Linked DNA regions of Mus musculus: region 1 is linked to region 2. The links are chromatin loops, found by intact Hi-C in ENCODE. Cell type or tissue: gastrocnemius. All regions are shown on one strand. Links, peaks and the distances in the headings refer to the core of each region. The heading gives the core; the rest is flanking DNA.

The links. Peaks named below come from ENCODE experiments on the same cell type or tissue, not always from the same donor. Only the 100,000 strongest peaks of a DNase experiment are listed, where the experiment ranks them.
Region 1: it touches region 2 in a loop (2.0-fold over the local background); 12 of 42 quality-filtered maps call a loop at or near these places.

The regions. Positions count from the first base shown.
Region 1 is chr10:39,502,983-39,511,681 of GRCm38, forward strand. The region is part of intron 3 of Fyn (Fyn proto-oncogene); the gene reads left to right. Among named protein-coding and RNA genes, the nearest start is that of Gm40627, 83 kb to the right of the region's middle. In gastrocnemius, for the core only: a CTCF peak has its summit at 4,086; DNase peaks (open chromatin) are centred at 2,195, 3,560 and 4,054; H3K27ac peaks cover 4,442 bases.
Region 2 is chr10:39,364,874-39,373,572 of GRCm38, forward strand. It overlaps Fyn (Fyn proto-oncogene), which reads left to right and starts at 4,926. Exons shown (of 14, transcript NM_001122893.1): 1 at 4,926-5,317. It overlaps Gm31616 (predicted gene, 31616), which reads right to left and starts at 4,739. Exons shown (of 2, transcript NR_168583.1): 1 at 4,622-4,739; 2 at 2,843-3,732. In gastrocnemius, for the core only: a CTCF peak has its summit at 4,789; DNase peaks (open chromatin) are centred at 4,856, 5,550 and 6,015; H3K4me3 peaks cover 3,088 bases; H3K27ac peaks cover 2,343 bases.

The DNA of each region.
Region 1 (8,699 bases), core at 230-8,229, 140 kb after region 2:
GCAGCATCCAGAGAGTGAGTGCTGGTTAGACCTCCCTTCCCTAGGGCTGGCCAGTACACAGCTCAGCCCAGTCCAAGCCCTCAGTTCCAGGAAGAGCCTGCTTAATTAAGGATTGTCATTCCTACATGGTTAGGGTCTCCAAGCATATAGGACTTAGAACTGAAGCATATTCATTGCCCCCACCTTGTCTGCCTGTAAGACTCTGGGGAGCCTTAGCTTACCTGGGACCCCCTGAGTGAACCACGTGAAGCCGGGATCGATGCAAAAAGCAAGAGGAATTTATTGCTCCAGTGCACTGGGGCCATCCCAGACCCGAAGGAGTGGTGGCTACTCCCAATATCCCAGCGAGTTCTTATATGGTTTCCAGGGGCAGAATAGAGCATCAGCAACTAGGCACAATAAGATTGGTGGAATAGTGCACCCTTTAAACTGATTGGTCTTTAGGGAATGAGGTGACAAAGACTTTCCTTGTCTGAAGGTGGCAACAGTCAGTACTGTGGAATGTGTCCCCACCGGCAGGTCCGATCCTGCCATGTGGTCTGAGAAATGGTAATTAGCCTCTCCCTTCCGGAGGGTCAGGTGTTTCATGACCTTCCCAAAGTTCCTAAGCTGACCTTTTCATGCCCAGGTCTGGCGTGATCACCCATTGCGTCCTCAGGTTTGACATCAGTGCCTCTGCTTCCCTTGCCACAGTAAGGTTTCTGCAGCTCTCTCTGTGTGTTCTCACTGCCTGCTTGCTGCACAACCCCTCAGCACCCAGCAAGGAGTAGAAAGCACGCTCACTGCTCTTGACTGGTTAGCTATTGTGCCTTCCAGAAGTTGCCTCTTAATGTGCTCCCCTCCCATCTCCAGTTTTATGCTTTATTACTATGTGATTGTTTCAACTTACATACAAATTCAGTTGAGAACTGAAACAAGGGAACTTGAACTCATCAACATGGTGCATTCTCACAGTGCAGTCTCTGTCACGCGCCTGCGGTGATTCAGCCTGTCCCCCTAAAGCGCATCGCAGGCATCCATTTTGTAGCTGGAATGGCCCAGTGCTGCCTTGACACAGCGCACTGCTTCAGAGTACTCACCGTGTCTGTTTTCTCCTCTGCTTACCATTCTGTCGTAGACATACCTTATAAATTCACCACCTCTCATTAAACACTTGCATGTTTTCTAATTTCCAAAGTGATGAACAGCATTTTATAAAACCTCACTTAGCACATACTCACAGGCCCAAAGGCAAGCCTGTCTTAGGCCCCTTGTTGACATTACCAGTTTGGTTTACCAGAAGTCCCCACAGTACTGTAGGAGCAAACTCATTTCAAGGGACCCTCTGTCACTGTTGGGTAGAGGATTCATCTGTGAATTTAGTTACTAATTAAATCACTTACTAATCTAAGTGTTTCCCTGATTACTTGTGGAAACTGGTGTTTCCCCTAAAGCTTCAGTGGTGTGGGGGGAGAGGAAGGTGCTACCAATAGTGTTCCCTCATTTCCTGCCTAGTTGGTTTGTCTTATCTATATAAATCCATTTTTTAAAATATCTATCTACAAAATAAACTTGTACATAAATGTGGATAACAGAATTATTCAAAGGAGGAAGTATCCAGGATATTCATGATTTCTAAATGGATGAGCACCTTATGATATAGTCATACAGTGACAGATATTTAGTGATTAATGTAATGATAACTTTAATACAATGCTATATTACTACACTGCAGATGAATCTTAAATGCGTTGTGCCCTGATGAAAAATAGAACGAAACCAAGGTTGTGTATCATGTGATTAAATCCATACCAAATATCTGGATTAGGCAAACCCACAGAGACCTAGGTAGGTTAGATGGGCGTCAGGGAAGATAGGGGTCATTGGCAAGTGGCTGCTTAGAGCACAGGGGTTTCTTTGAGGATGAAGAATGTGTTCTGGAATTAAATGGCAGTAATGGCTCCTTTATAAAAACCAACTGTGCCACACTCTTCTGTGGTCTGGAAGAGTTGGGGAAGGTGTGCCCTGCCTCTCCAGAATCCCTTCGTACAAACAGGGCTAATACTCTCATTTGCATCAGCACCTTCTCTCTCTCTTCTGTCGACTCAGAGATCCAAAGCAAACTGGGCGCAAGAAGCATCTCTCCCTCTCCCTGGAGCCCTTCCATGATTCCCTGTTAAAACTTCATTTGGCCATTTAGGTTTGGGAGCCCATCCAGTGGCTGGCTGGCTGACAGCAGTGTGAATGCTCACTCTCGGGGGCTCACGCTTCTGTCTCCCTTCCATTAAGCCTTCAGAGCTCCAGGCGCAGTGAGGGGGGTGGGGTGGGAAAAAGGAAAAGACTGCAGTTTCTCAGCCTAGGGGTTATCTACACAAGCATCGACAGAGCTGATTCCAGGTGCCGGGAATGCGCCTCTTTTCTGCTGTGCCATGGTGTTCTATGAGTGATTGGTTTCATCCATTGCTGTCAGGGTGGGACAGGATCCATCCTCGTCCCCTCAGAGCCTTTGCAGTGACCACACACATGGATGATCCAGACACTTGCTGTTTGTGAAGTAAAGCTTTGATTTGATGCGTAGCAGGTCCAGTCTTCTGGCCACTGCATGTGGTCAGTGTCTGCGTTGTGCACACTCCCCTGTCCCGTGGCCTTCTCACCTGAGAGACTGCAGGGTGTCAGAAGGAGCGTTTGGTAGGGGCTTTCCTTCACAGCATTCTACCACAAGTACATACGTCTTTTGTGTTTGGTTGGGGGTGGGGCAGATTATACGAACACTTCACTTCATGAGTTAATTTGCCTGTAAAGTGAATCATGTCTTAAATGCAATAGGAGAGCTCATTTTTATACCAAGGAAACTTTCCGCTACCGCCTCCCTCGTGGTATGTATAAATACCCTTGCCACAGATAGGGAAGACGGGGAAATTGAGGGCTGCTTTAGTTTTGTTGGCTCAAACAGTCATTAAGATGCCAAACCATACCAAGGAAGAGGTGACTCACTGTGGTTCCAGCACCTCCATAGAACCCACTATTCACAGTGTGGAATGTAGATGGAGACAGAGGCACCAAGGCTAACAGAGGCACTGTGCTCTCTGTCCCTGGACGTGGTGTCAAGAGGCGTCCTTCCCTCTGACTTTCCCGCCATGCCTCTTTTGTACACTTTTGTGTGGACTTACCAGGGCTCCATGGTACAGAAAGCAGCTTTGTTGCAGAAGTCCTGAGTTCTGGACATGGACTCTAGTCACCTGTTGTCACCTCTCGTCCCCACCCCGAGCTGAGCTGTGGACACATTCCCCTACCTCTCTATAACAGGGCCCATGTTTGAGGACTTAGAATGTGGTGGTGGGGTTGCGTTTTCCAGTGCAGTACAGTGCAGTGCCTGGCATACATGAGTATGCATACATACACTTCGGATGTTGGCTATGACTGCCAGGATGTGGAACCACCACCTCTACAGTGCCCCATCCCGTAACTAGGCATTCATCTTCTGCAGGCTTCGGACAGCATCCGTGTATTAGCTCACCATTCTGTGGGCCGTAAGCCGGCACGTAGCATGACCGGAATCTCTGATCAGCGAGGCTGAACTAAGGGTGTCAGCTGAGCTGTCACTGGGGCCTTGCTAGGGAAGAATCGGTTTCCTGACTCACACAGACTCTTGATCAGTCTCAGTTGCTCTGGTTTGCTGTGGTCTTGGAACTGACATGCCAGTTCCCTGCTCTGCCAGCTGTGAGCGCTCCTCAGCAGTGGAGAGCCCACATCTGGCCACGTGTTAAGAGCTGCAGGAGAGAGGATCCTCACTTTGAATGCTTCTTCTCACACTTCGGCTCTGCATGTGCAAGAAGAGCCATGACCTCCAGGGCTTACTTGATGAGGTCAGCTCACGGGGACACTGTCCTTCCTAAGGTTGGCTACGCCAAGTGACACAGCCTAACACAGGAGCGGCTGTTTAATTCACACATCCTGGAGACTGTACAGGAAGTTGGAAGGTAGCTTACAGTTCTGCGCACCACAGCACAACCTCAGCAGGGCCAGGGACAAATGGCTCACTTCTTCCATCCATCTGGCAGCAAGTATACTTTGCCAAGTGGGCAGAACTGCACTGCACTGCGCTGACACAGGGTGGACCCAGCACTAAGGCTGTCTGCGGCTCAGCCCCCAAGGTCTTACAGTTGCACAATGCAAACCCGGCTGGATCTTTCCTTTGGCTTAGGACCTCCACCAGTGCTTATGCAACCAAGAGGCACCAAGGCACCCTGCTTTTTCTCCATCCACCTAATTCCTAGGACCTCTCTGACTGTACCGAAAAGACAGATAAAGACCCTTAAGCTGCCAGGGTCATCTGGCTGTGTTCTAGGAAGAAGGAACAACCCATTGGGCAGGATGGAAAGGTGTTGGTGAATCAGGAAACTTGGCTGGCAGGTTCTGTAACCCAGCTACCACTGCTCCGGGCATAGTGTTGAGCTGCCTAAATGAGGCTCTAGCAGTTATGTGCGGAAAACTCCTAATCAGCTGCCCTGGCTCCTCAGGGGATTCACTGTCTGCCGAGAATCTAGTAAAGTTCCTTAAAGTCCTAGTAAAGTTACTCATCCTGTGGATGGTGTTGATTTTCTCAGCATCAAAAGCTGTGTGCCAGGAGCCTCTCTCCTAAGGTCGCCTCACTCTGACTGTGCTCCGCCTCCTCCTGCCCTCTCTCATCCCACTGCTGTTCATTCATGAAGCGGTCCACTTTTGCCTCTGCCCCTGACACAGTGTGAGGAGCTGCAGGGGACCTACAACTCTGCTCTGAATTCCTCATTGCTTATGTGTCGTTGGTCCGGCTCCCATCCTTTTCTTACTCTCCATTGTCAGCTTTGCCCAAGAAAGAGCGATGCTAGAGTGGAAGGGACCATGAGGCAAGTCGTGTCAGAGTTCTGTGGCCAGACCTCACTGTCCTTTCCCAGGCCAGCGCTGCCCACTAGGCTCCCAGGGTGAGAATGGGGCATGGGAGGGGGATAGGGATGAAGAGCTAAGTCTAGAGCTGTCACTTCTCCATTCCTTCTTAAGTTGGCTCCAAGGTAGCAGCCTACTCTGCTAAGATGGCGGCTACTCATTGGCTCTTTTCCCTGTATGTTGCAGAGAAAGGCATTTGCCAGCATGCCCGGTGTCTCATCCAGGCCTTGTTACCCAGCAGCTGTAGAACTTGATCATGGGCATTGCTCTTGGGTTGGCAGCTGAGGAAATGGAAGCTTTCTCATTGTTTGTGTGCCCAGCCTCAGAAGTTGAGAGTGGGTACCCACCTGGGCCCACCTCTGGTCAGAACGTACCTGACCTGTGATAGCTGAGCCCCCCCCCCCATACTGCAGGGCCCCCTCTGTCACAGAAGAACTGTGTGGAGGGTTTGAGGCCACACCATGACCGTAGTATAAAGCGATCATATCTGCTGTGCTCATGGGAGGAGGGTGTGGCTGTGTTTCAGTGTGTCTGGCAACTCTTCCCCTGTTGTGTAACTTAAATAGATTTGTGGGACTATGTCCATTTAAGGAAACAGGGTCCCTTAGCTTTCAAAGGGATGGAGAAACAGGCTATAATCTGGATATCTGGACTGGTCGCACAAGGTCAGGTTAGTGAAGACGCTCTGCTGCCAGCTCTTCTAGACAGACACATTGACTAGGTACATGGATGTGGTGTCTTACGAGTCAGCACTCCAGGGCCCCAGTGTTGTCAGAGTGGCACTGACAGTGCTTTGCAGTGACCTACAAATCAAAAGCAACTAGAATAGTTAGTACACTTACTCCATGTTGGTGGACACAGAAAACACCGAATAATAGAGATATTCTTTTCTGGTTTTTTTTGTTTGTTTTTTGTTTTTTGTTTTTGTTTATCGAGACAGGGTTTCTCTGAATAGCCCTGGCTGTCCTGGAACTCTCTTTGTAGACCAAGCTGGCCTTGAACTCAGAAATCCACCTGCATCTGCCTCCCAAGTGCTAGGATTGCCGTGCACTACCACCGCCCGGCAGAGAGATTCTTATCTTAGTCCAAATGCCCAGAAGTTTGCCTCACAGTGAGGAGCCTGATGACACAGAATGCCATCTGTATAGTGTCTCCTCACACTCTGTCTAGGAGTAGTTAGGCTGCCTGGGCCACATGGGAGGGTGAAGACCACAGATTCTCACACAGATCATCATGATGGACTCTTAGTGTCTGCATTATTTCTGTTTTGTCTTGCTCCCATTTCTCTCGTTACTCCTGATTCTTCCTCTAAATCAGTCAAGAATAGAGCGAGATCCGAGTAGAAGCATATAGTTAACTCAGAACATCAAGGGCATGCACTGCGTTCCCTCTGCAAAGATTACCTTCTCCAAAATTGTTTTTTGATCATTTTGGTTTAGTCACTTGATGTCTGTAGCATGCTTAGCTCTGCACCAGGCTTGTAAGGTGCACACAGCTGGGAAGCAGAGGACCAGCAGCCAGGCCCTGACTTCAAGGGGATTATGCCTTTCATACCTTCACTGTGAATTCTGTGTTAACACTGTGGAACTCTTTTTAGGGACTTTAGAATGTTGCCTTTTCTTTGTTACGTGAGACACGATATCCTGTTTTCTGCAAGAGTTCTAATGAGGTGGCTTTGTTGCATTAAAAAGATGGTTTGCAGTGAAAGTTCTCATTGGTTTTAGGTTTCGGAGAAAATCAGGGTTTCTCCCGGGTAATACCTGTGACACTGGGAATTGCTTGTTGCAGGAGACTATTCTGTGCCTTGTAAGAAGTTTGACAGAGTACAAGTACCCCTTTCCCTAAGTTTTGGCAACTGAAAACATCTGCAAGCATTGCCTACTATGTCTCCTGGTGGACAGGGGTGCCAGGTGTGAGCGTGACCCTCTAATTCTAGGCTCACATCTTCTGCTTAAACAAATCAATGAAATCCCCAAGAAAAAAAGCACTTGGAGCAAGTATGTTCTGTCTGGTCCTTGCCAAAGCTCAAAGCAACGTTGTACCATGGAAGAGTTAAGACAAAGTCAGCGAGGTACATACCCATCTGATGGTGCAGCAGTGGTGGTGAAATGCCTCAGTAGATTATGCCTTGGCGATAGTTTCCTGTTGGAAACTCATTAAAATCCTTCGCTGTCCATAAACAAGAGAACGCCTTGGACACAGCATGCTGTAAATTCATCTTGAATGATTTATGAGGAAATGGGTTCCAGATTTGGTGATCTCAGCTCAAGTAGTAGGCGACTGCCTGACAAACATTCTCATTCCCAAGAACTTGAAGTCAACTCACTAAGCATTTGCTGAAGTGTAGGTTGTGAGAGCTCTGGAGTGTCTAATGTGTCCTGGTAAGACGAGCGCAGTGCTTAAGAACTGCCACCAGCATCTCCTCAGCCTGTGACAGCTCCTACGTGGATATGAGTTACCCTTTATGGTCTTGAATCTCTTCCTGGTCTGTGCCAGCCCTGCCTTCCCCAGAGAGTGTATGCTATTAGACATCATGTCACGTGGTTCTTATTTGACGCTTTGGTCCCAAAGCGACTTTTCAGAGTCTTGGCAGGGACACTTCCTGCAAGTTCTGTCTGCCCACAGTGCACTTACAGTGGTAACATTCATTACCTTCCCTGTATGTCTGAGTTCTCACTTCTCACCTACATACCAGTAACATTAGAAAATGCAGGACAGTATGGTGATGCACAGCTTCCAGGTCATCCTAGTCTACATGGACAGCCAGTTACATAGTGAGACCCTGTCCCCAAAAAGGGGGGATGGGGTCGAGGGAAGCAGGACATATTGTTGATGAAAGTCACTGGCAGAAAGGTTGGGTTTGGTACAGAGAGAAAGAAAAAGAAATACAGCACAAAACAGACTTTTTCCTCATCCGGTTGTCACTTCTTCAGTAACTCCTGTGTGCTGGGCATTGGCCGTATATCTGTGAAGAAATGGACCTTTGTCCATGGGGCAGAGGGACAGTAGACAGGCCACCTCTTAATGTGGCACAGTGGGTCCCAAGCTGAAGGAAAGCATAGAAGCCAGTGGGCACTGGGACATGGTGGGTTCCTTGCTTGTCCGGAAGAAAGGGCAGATGTGGTCAAGGCCTCATCCCCAGCAGGAAGGTAAGAGCTGACGCAGGAAGAGTGAAGTAAACAGAGCAGCCCTGAGGAGGAGGCCCCTCAGGATTCGGATAGGAGCAGCTGGATCTTTGGGGATTTACCAGATGAGGAGCCCTGGGAAGGCAGGAGAGAGGAGGGTGGGGCGGCATAGCTCAGCCTTTCCGTCCACCACTGCCTCTGGACCATAGCAACACTCTCTCTAAATGAGCATTTAAGAATGTCAAACTCTAATAGAAAATTGAAATGCTAATTAGCAGCGTCAAGTGCTTGTGCTTCTGGAGGCTGTCATGACAGCCTCTGGTCCTGCCCAGCTTTACTTTCACGCAGTCACTACTTCTCAGTTTTAATGCGGACCATCCTTTTGTGAGTAGTAAGTGCTCACAGTGGGAGTGTCTGGTAAATAGTCCTGGGGCTGCATCCTCTCCTGTCCAGGTAACCCAGCATCCTCCTTAGAGGGCACTGTATTGGAAGGTTTTGCTCTAGTGTTGAAAAACTCACTTTATTGCTCATATTAGTCCTTGCGGTGACTAAAGAAAAACCTAAGAAATTGGTGGCCAACTTTGGGCAGTGGTTGGCCGAGGACTGAGATACCTCCTCATCCTTGCCCCTTGGCCCTGCTTTGATCAGCCTGATGCATCTCCTGCCCGTCTT
Region 2 (8,699 bases), core at 481-8,480:
ATATGAGTTCACTGTCACTGTTTTCATACACACCAGAAGAGTGCATCGGATCCCATTATAGATAGTTGTGAGCCACCATGCGGTTGCTGGGAATTGAACTCATGACCTCTGGAAAAGCAGTCAGTACTTTTAACTCTAACTCTGAGCCATCCCTCCAGCCCGAGACATGATCTTTAAGAAAAATAATTCTACTGAAATGTGTGACTTAAAAGGGTCTGGATCATGATGGGCACAGTCTAATACCTCTGCCAGACAAAAAGATGTTACAGCAGCTCACATTGTCAGCAGTGTTGTGCTGGTCTCATGGGTTGCTTTTGGGTATCTTCTTGGAAGTAGCAAGTTGACTTATTAATCTCTTAGGGGAACCTCACAGATAAATTTTGTATATATACTTGCAGATTTTGTCTATGAAAAAGTACAAACAATTGGATTTTTCCTTCTATAATATTTTATTTTAGTTTTTGAAGTTAATGTTACATAATTTCTCCCTTTACCTTTCATTGTTCCAACTCTTCCCATTCCTTGTATTCCTCCCTACTCTTTCTCAAATTCATGGCATATATATTCACACACACACATATGTATGTATATATATATATACATATATGTATATATCACAACATTTTTTTGTCCATATAACATTACCTGTATGCATATGATCTAAAGGCTGACTACTTGGTATTGGATAACCAACTGGGGACTCCTTACACGGAGAAGACCATTTCTCTTGCTCACCACCTTCCCCTGTTGTTCATAACTCTTTGTTAAGAATGGAAATCCCTTGAGCTTTAATTTTCCATGTTAGCATGCCCCATAGGTGTTGTCACTGTTCAAGGCTTCTTAGGTATCCTTGTTGATTAGACTTCATGAGTGTAACCTCACTGACATTTCTGGAAGACATAAACTCACAGCAAGCACCTGATTGATCCTCTAGCTTATAACCTTTCCACCTCCTCTTCTGCAACAATCCCTGAGCCTTAGGTACAGGAACCGTGTTGATGTATTGGCTGAGACCAGGCACTGCATGGTCTCTGTAATGATCTTCGTCTACTGCAAAGAGAAGTCTCTTTGATGAGGGGGTGAGAAGAACACCTATCGGTGGGACATTTAAAATGTAGTTAGGAAATAAGCTGGTTAGGAAGTGGCTGTTATTGGTTTTCATCTAAGATCCCTGACTTAGCCCCAGTTAACTGACTAGGTTCTATTAGCAGGCATGGTTTCTTTCTTTCTGAGCAGGCCATAAGTCCAATTAGAGAGCTGTTGGTTATCACCAAGGTATGCGTGCCATTATTGTGCCCTGACAGTTATCATGCTATGCTGGTGACTGCTGCTATTCATAGACATCATAGCTGGGTAGGACAACTGGATGCTTTCTCCCTTGAAAGTTTGCATGGAATGTCCTGGTGCCACGAAGTTAGTCATCACAGAGGAGGTTTTCAGATTAGACCCGGCTCACATACTTTTGGTCCTATGTCTGAAGTGGATGGTGCCTTAAGAAATAGGGACTTATCTTCTACCTTGGAGGCAACCAATGATGACAGCAATATTCTATAATGTTTTGGGAGTCACTTGGACAACCTTGATCAACAACTCAAAAGAGAACTTCTCATGCCTGGTGTTGTTTTGTTTTTAGATGGTCTATGTATCTTGTGGGGGGGGGGGGCAATGGAAAAGTTTCATTTAAACTAAATAGTGTATATGTATACAAGTCATGTTTTGTATTTAATTTTATATATATAGATAGTAATATGACTATGGCTTTTTGACACCCTTGCTATTATTTTACCCACATGCCTCTTTCTCCTGTATTTATCTCTCTCCCCTCTCCCAAATTAACCCCTTTCAATTTTTCCTATTTCCTCCTCCAATTTGCCTGTACCCCACCATTCCCCATTTCTGCCATTTTCTCCTCTACTTTCCGGGGCTTTGCAGTTCCTCCAGATTACGCACTCACATATGAAAACTTGGAACTGGGAACCACAGATGAGAAAGAGCATGGGATGTGTGTTTTCCTGGGTCTGAGTCACATCACTCAAAATGATCTCTACCCAAAATAGCTATCCAAATAGCTCTCTATCAAAATAGCTCTACCCATTTGCCTGAAAAATTCCATGGTTTCATTTTTCTTTACAGTTGAGTATTCCACTGGGTACGCGTCCCACATTGTCTTTAGCTGAAGAACATTTAGGTTGTCACCATGTCCTAGCTATTGTGACTAGAATGGCAATGAATATGGCTGAGCAAGTAGCTGTGAGGTATGATGTCATCATGTCTTTTGGGCATATGCTGAGGCGTGGTCACTTAGAATGCATTTCCTTTGTACATATCTGTGTGTCTTTGTGTAAGGTGTGTATGCATACATGTTTAGAGGTGTTCATACATGCTTGGGGGTGCACTTGCACACATATGCAGTGCCTGTGGAAGCCAGAGGTCAATGCTGGGCTTTCTAAATTGGTTCTCTAACATATTTCTCAGACAGGGTCTCTCACTGTTTCTGGAGGTCCAGACACTTGCCACTGTAACGGCTTTCATTTTTGTTTTGTTTTGTATTTTTCTCTTTTCTTTTCTTTTCTTTTCTTTCTTTTTCTTTTCTTTTCTTTTTTCTTTCTTTCTTTTTTTTTTTTTTTCTGAGACAGAGTTTCTCTGTATAGCCCTGGCTGTCTTGGAACTCACTTTGTAGACCAGGCTGTAGACCTCAAACTCAGAAATCCACCTGCTTCTGCCTCCCAAGTGCTGGGATTAAAGGAGTGAGCCACTACCGCCCGGCTGTAACGGTTTTGATAATGTGTGTTTTGGGGCTTTGTTAATGTGTGTTTTGGGGACTCAGACTCAGTCTCATGTGTACAGCAGCAAGCCATTTATTCACTGATCCATCTCCCTTCCTTGCACATTAGTTTTTTTTTCCAGTTTCAGTAACCATTTTTATTTTCTTGTTTGATTGGTAAGAAAACAAAAATCTCAAAATGGGAAACAGCTTAGCTAATAACACTAAATATACATTGAAAGCAAAACAGGAAACACAGATTAGACAAACCAAAAAAGAACACTAGACTAGAAACAGGGGACTTAAAGGTGAGAGAAACAGAACAAACAAAAACCCAAGCAAATAACAACCAAATCTAAGAGAAATTCTAGAACAATGTCTCTCCATTTGTTGGGTAATAGATACTGCCTGTAAGAAAATAAAATTTCAGGTTTAGAACAAAGCATGGCTTGCCTTGGGTAGGCTGAGGACACTGTTTAAGTCAAATCTACTTTGATGACCTTTGGGAGCAGATCAAAATGGGAAATAATGCTAACATCTTTCCAGGGCTTTCTCACTTGTTCACAACATCAGCAAATCTTCTTGTGGAGACAGAATCCCTTTAAAGCTATCCGGAGGAAGAGTTGTGGGGTTTTCCTGTTTTTTTGTTTTTATTTATTTTTTTCAAAAGTAAGTAAAGAGAAAAAAACAGAACAGAGTCTTGCTGGGAGTTGGTTAATTTGTCATTTAATCATTTTGCCTCTTATTGGTCCACTAATTACGTGAAGAAGCTATTATGCTGCAGATGCCAAAAATGAGACTCCTCTCAAAGAAATTATTAACAATGGAGTGACTTAGTACCATCTGCTCCAGGTTTCAGGAAGAGATCGGACATGGAATTCCTCAGTGTCACCTTCTCTTGTCCTCAGTTTCCTCGTCCATCACATGAGGATCATTTACTGAATAGCAGCAAATTTCTCAAAAGAGCACTGCGGAAAAGACAAAGAAAAAAAAGTCAGCAAAAGAGACTGGTATTTTTAAACTACAGGGGAAATGTACTGAGCAGGAAAGATAACACAGACCTTGAGCGCCTAAGGAAGCCAAGGCTGCTTCGCTTAAACTTACTTCTTAGAAGATTAGATTTGCTGAGGGGGAGGGATGAGTTTCTTACCAAAATCATTAAAGAAAATGATTCTGAACATGTCTTAAAACAGAGTTCTCAGTAAACAGGAATTGCCTATAAAGAAAATCAGGAAGGCAAAATGTTTCTTTTTATGAAGTTACATCCTGCCATAGAAAAGCTGAATCGGAAATAAAGACTGCAGACCAACCCGGCTATTATTTCGTCAAGGAAAATCTGAGCAAAAAGCTCAGCTCAGCCACCAGCGAAAACAAGAAAACCAAGAGAAGTTTGAATGCCCCAAGGAGCCAGACGAGCAATGGCCACTGGTAAACAGCTAGGGAAAAGCACAAGCAATCTCTACTGGGTGGTTTTGGGACTCTTTGTTGCAGGCCCCTTGAATTTCAGTCATACTTCTCTTTCACTTTTCCTGGGGTAGGTGTGGGGGGGGGGGCGGGGAGCATATTTGGGTACCCAAGAAAATGAGACTAACAAGTCATTAATTTCTTACTATTTGTTGTGCGTTTGCTGGTCCTAGCTTTCCCAGTTTCTGCAATGGTACTTCTCTACTTTGCTCCTCACTTCCCTAATTTGCCATCGCCATTCTTAACACCTTTCCATTTTATCCTCCCACTCTCAAAGGCGAGGCTATCTCTTTGGAGAAATAGGTTCCCATGGCTGTGAGGCTGGAGTGGCAGGTGCCAGTCTCCACTGGCAAAGTGGAAAGCAGCTCATTCCCTGCGCACTCTCCTGCCCACCTCACCAACTCGCAACTCCACACGATCCTCAGACACACAACTCTTCCTTCTCCGCCAACCTCGCATCCTCTCACACACCCTGTGGCCGTGCGCACCGCAGGCTGCCCGCCACCACTGTAAAGCTCAACCCACTCGGCGGCCCCACCCATGGCCGTCCCGCCTCCGACGCATTCACCAATGGCTGCCGGCGCTCAGCCCTCAGCGGGCCCTTTGATAGGGCAGAAAGACCTGACAGTCTCAGGGCGTGTCCCGCCCCCTCTCGAACCCCTCGGGATCCGGAGCAGCCCGAGCATCAGCGAGAGTAGCTGCGAGAAGCCGCGGCGGTGGCGGCGGCGCGTCGGTGCAGTTGCGCCATCTGTCAGGAGCGCAGCCGGCGGGGAGGGGGCTCCGCAGAGAGGAGGAGGGGTCGCCGTGCGCCGGGCCTCCGAGACCCGCCCGCTGGTCAAGAGCTCAGCGAGGCCGCCTCTAGCCGGAGCGTTTCGAGGACTCCCCGGGCACACACAAAGCCGCCACCCGCGCCAGGGAGGGACCGGGCTGCCGGGCCGGGGACACCGGCGCCGCCCCCTCGGCGCTTCGCGAGGCCCACGAGCTCCTGGGCCCCGCCGCGGAGCCGCGGGAGCCGCCTGGGCCGCGCCGGAGGAGGGCGGGGAGAGGACCATGTGAATGTGCTCCGGAGCTGAGCGCCAAGCCAAGCAGGTAAGCGACAGGGGATGCGCGGAGCCTCGGGATGCTGCGGAGACGCCCGGCCCAGCGCCCCCGCACGGGCTGCTCCCGCTGCGGTCCCGCCGCGCAGCCTCCAGGGCGCCCCGCGACGCAGGACACTGATGCGGGGTGCCGCCCCGAGGCTGCGCAGGCACCGGGGTGTCTTTCCTCGGCCGCCGGCGGGTGCCGGGTGGAAAATAGGAATTGGCTTGGGGGTGAGGTTGGCCCAGCTCCGCCCCCGCCCTCCTTTCGCGGCCCCCCGCGGGGACCAGGGCTGTGTGTGTTGTTTTAATGTCAGGGATGATGTAATCACTTAATAATTGATGCCCCGTGCTGCTTTCCTCCCCACCCAACCCCTGCCCCACTCCTCCACCTCTCGGCTTCCTCCCTCGGTGGCCCTTGCCGTTCCCCAGCGCATCCTCCTGCCTATTTCTGGAACCTCCCTTGCACTTCCCCCACCCTCCCCTTCACCCTTCCTGTGCTACCACCCACCCACCCTTCCCCTTTCCCCTGTGTCTGGCCTTGCCTCCTCTTCCTCTGTCCCCCCACCCCTTTTGCTCTCTCAAGCTTATTTCTCCTCCCTTCTCGACACGCTGGATTTCCTCCCTACTTCCCTAGGTCGGTAGACGGTTTTGTTTGGTCTCCTCTAGGCTCTCTTATCTTTGAGGCCACAGGGACTGACTGAGCTAGAAAGAGGCCACCAAGCTTGGGCCCAGGAGGCGTTTGCTGGGACTCACTGGGAGGAGGGATAATAAAATCACCCGTTTTGCCCCTCCTTCCTCTAATAAATCAGACTCATTCTGTGTGTGTGTGTGTGTGAGTGTGTGTGTGACACAAAGAGCCCTTTCAGTTCATAGAGGAGAGACACATAAAGTACCCAGGGCACCATGCTTCTTGTGTCTCATCCCTGGGGCGTCCCTTTCTTTCTGGTGAAGCAGTTGATCTCTTAGTCTTTTCTGCCACACTTACCAAAAAATGAAGGCTCCCGGATCCCGGGTGGCAGGTGCAGGCATTTAGCTGTGTTTACAGACTGGTAGCATTGAGTGGCAACTGCAGTTTTCTCTATTTAAGGTGGTGGTGGGGGGGATTATTTCAGCTGTTTTAGGAGTTGCTATACTTTCAAGGAACCTTCCCCTATCCCTCATTTCCCCCCTTTTCTTCTTGGGGGATAGTTACTGATACCTGAGACAGGATAAATTGATGAGGGATCAGAAGAATTTTGTGTCTGAGTCAGAATCAAACTGTTTAACACGAGTGAGGCAGCCTGACTGGATTCCCTAAAGTCCAAGGCCTCTTTGCTGAGTGAAGTCTTTTGAAATGTGCTCTGGTCTGCCCAGCAATGCTGCCTAGCCCTTTTATTTAAGAAACTGGGGCCATGGATAGCAAGCACTTGGGCTGGCGTTTGGAAGACCCTGGAGGTGTACCACTTGTCTGCTTCAAGGTTGACTTTGGAAGCTCACATCCGGCCTCTCACCCTTTGTGCTCAGTCTCCCTGTCTGGCTCTACCCAGTGAGTACCACACATTCAGACTTGGAGGAAGTGGTTTCAACTCTCACACTTTGGGTCTAGTTAATTATGAACAGGGGATGTAGATGTCTGAGTTCAGAACCTATGGTGTTCCTCTGAAGGTAGAAATGTTAATGTAAGTCTCAGGCTTAGTTTGTCAAAACTTAGGTCTGATCTGCTGATTCCTGGGTTGTGGGGTCTCAACTGTTGAAAGTAACGAAACTGTCCCAAGTTTACTCTTTAGCTGTTTTATCTGAAAAGAGTTGTGATCCATTAAGCTGACATCTTTTGTGGAACATATATATTTATACATATACACACACAGTAGAAGGGCTAATACTGAATGTTCTCTGAAAACAAAGGCTGGTTTGTTGGGATGCCAGACCCAGAAAGGAAAGTCAGTACACGATAAACTTGCACCGTACTGACCAAGTCAGAGGCACTTATTAATGATAAGGTTGCATGAGTGTGGGCGAACACCTCTACTTTCTGGAGGTCTGAAGTCCCCTCCCCCATCGTCTGATGTTCTTGAAGCCCAGGCCCAGCACACGTGTCAATTCTGAAGCCTTTGCCAGCTTCTCTGCTCCAGGCAAGCCACCATGTCTTCAAATTTGTCTTCCAACACCATTATCAGATTCTGTTTTTGTTTTCTGTCCATTTCTGCCATTGGGTAGAGAACCTAACCCAATGGTTTCTTGGTTTCTGTCAGGTTTTACTTTTGTTGGTATTACCTGGTAGTTCCATTTAATGAGCGACAAATGTGAATTAGATCAACGATATGGACCCAACGTCTTTTAAAAGAGACTCATGTTAGTAGCTAGAGCAGGCCTGAAAATGTATAATGGTGCTAAACCAAAATATATTTATTTTTGTTCACATGTAGCCCTGCATAGGTGTCTCTGCTCAGTAGCTGGCTTTCTTCTGTCCTGAGTGATTCTGGGTCCCATTATCCTATCATGCCACAGCTTTCCATAACCTGTTGTAACAGTTTCAACCTGTTTCAACGGATTGGTGGGATGAAGAGTTGGGGAGGGTGCATCTACCTTTAAAATGCTTTGGTCTGCACATGTCACTTCCACTCTGTCTTTAGAAGAGTCGTGGCTATATGACCATGCTTAACAGCAAGAGAATCCAATGAGAAGTGTAGGTTAGCCATGTGCCCCGAGAAAGGAAAAGGCTTGTGTGTTTGGTAAACACTTTTGCATAATAACACTTAACAAAAGCCATCATTGTTTGGTTGCTTTGATTTTCATCTTCAGCATGTTTTTTAAAAACCTGGCATTTTGTGATTTCGGGGGACCACTTATCACGGGGCGATCCTTAGCCACCACTCAGTCCTGGCTCTGCGGTCTTTGATGGGGTTCTTTTACCACAGAAGCACCCATCTTGGCCTAGTCTTCTTCAGGCAAGTCTGGAAACTCCAGAGAGTTTCTGTAAGGGAAGAGCCTTACAGATCGCAGTACCATTTTACGTACTTTCCTTAACAATTAAACTGACACTTGGTGACCCCAGAGGAGGGAGGGCTTCATGGGGACTGGACAGTGCAGACAAGGGAGTGAGAGTCGTATCTATTTGCTTAGGTTACTAAGGACTGAACCTCCGTTACTGTCTATTCACTGACACGGCTTTCTTTTATGACAGTTGCTGGTTTAGTTGGGAATTAGGCTTTTCCTCTTTTCCTTCAGCATCTTTCCATCACCAGCTTTCTTGGCTGTGTCTTTTCATCCAACACGTTACATGGAGGCTAATCCGTTAGCTTCTGGACCTGGAATAGGGGAACTGCTAGTGTTCCAAATGGTTCCTGGTCTCCACCGACCCCCTACATTAGTATAGGAGTCCAGCCCATACTGGTGATTACAGTTTATATTGT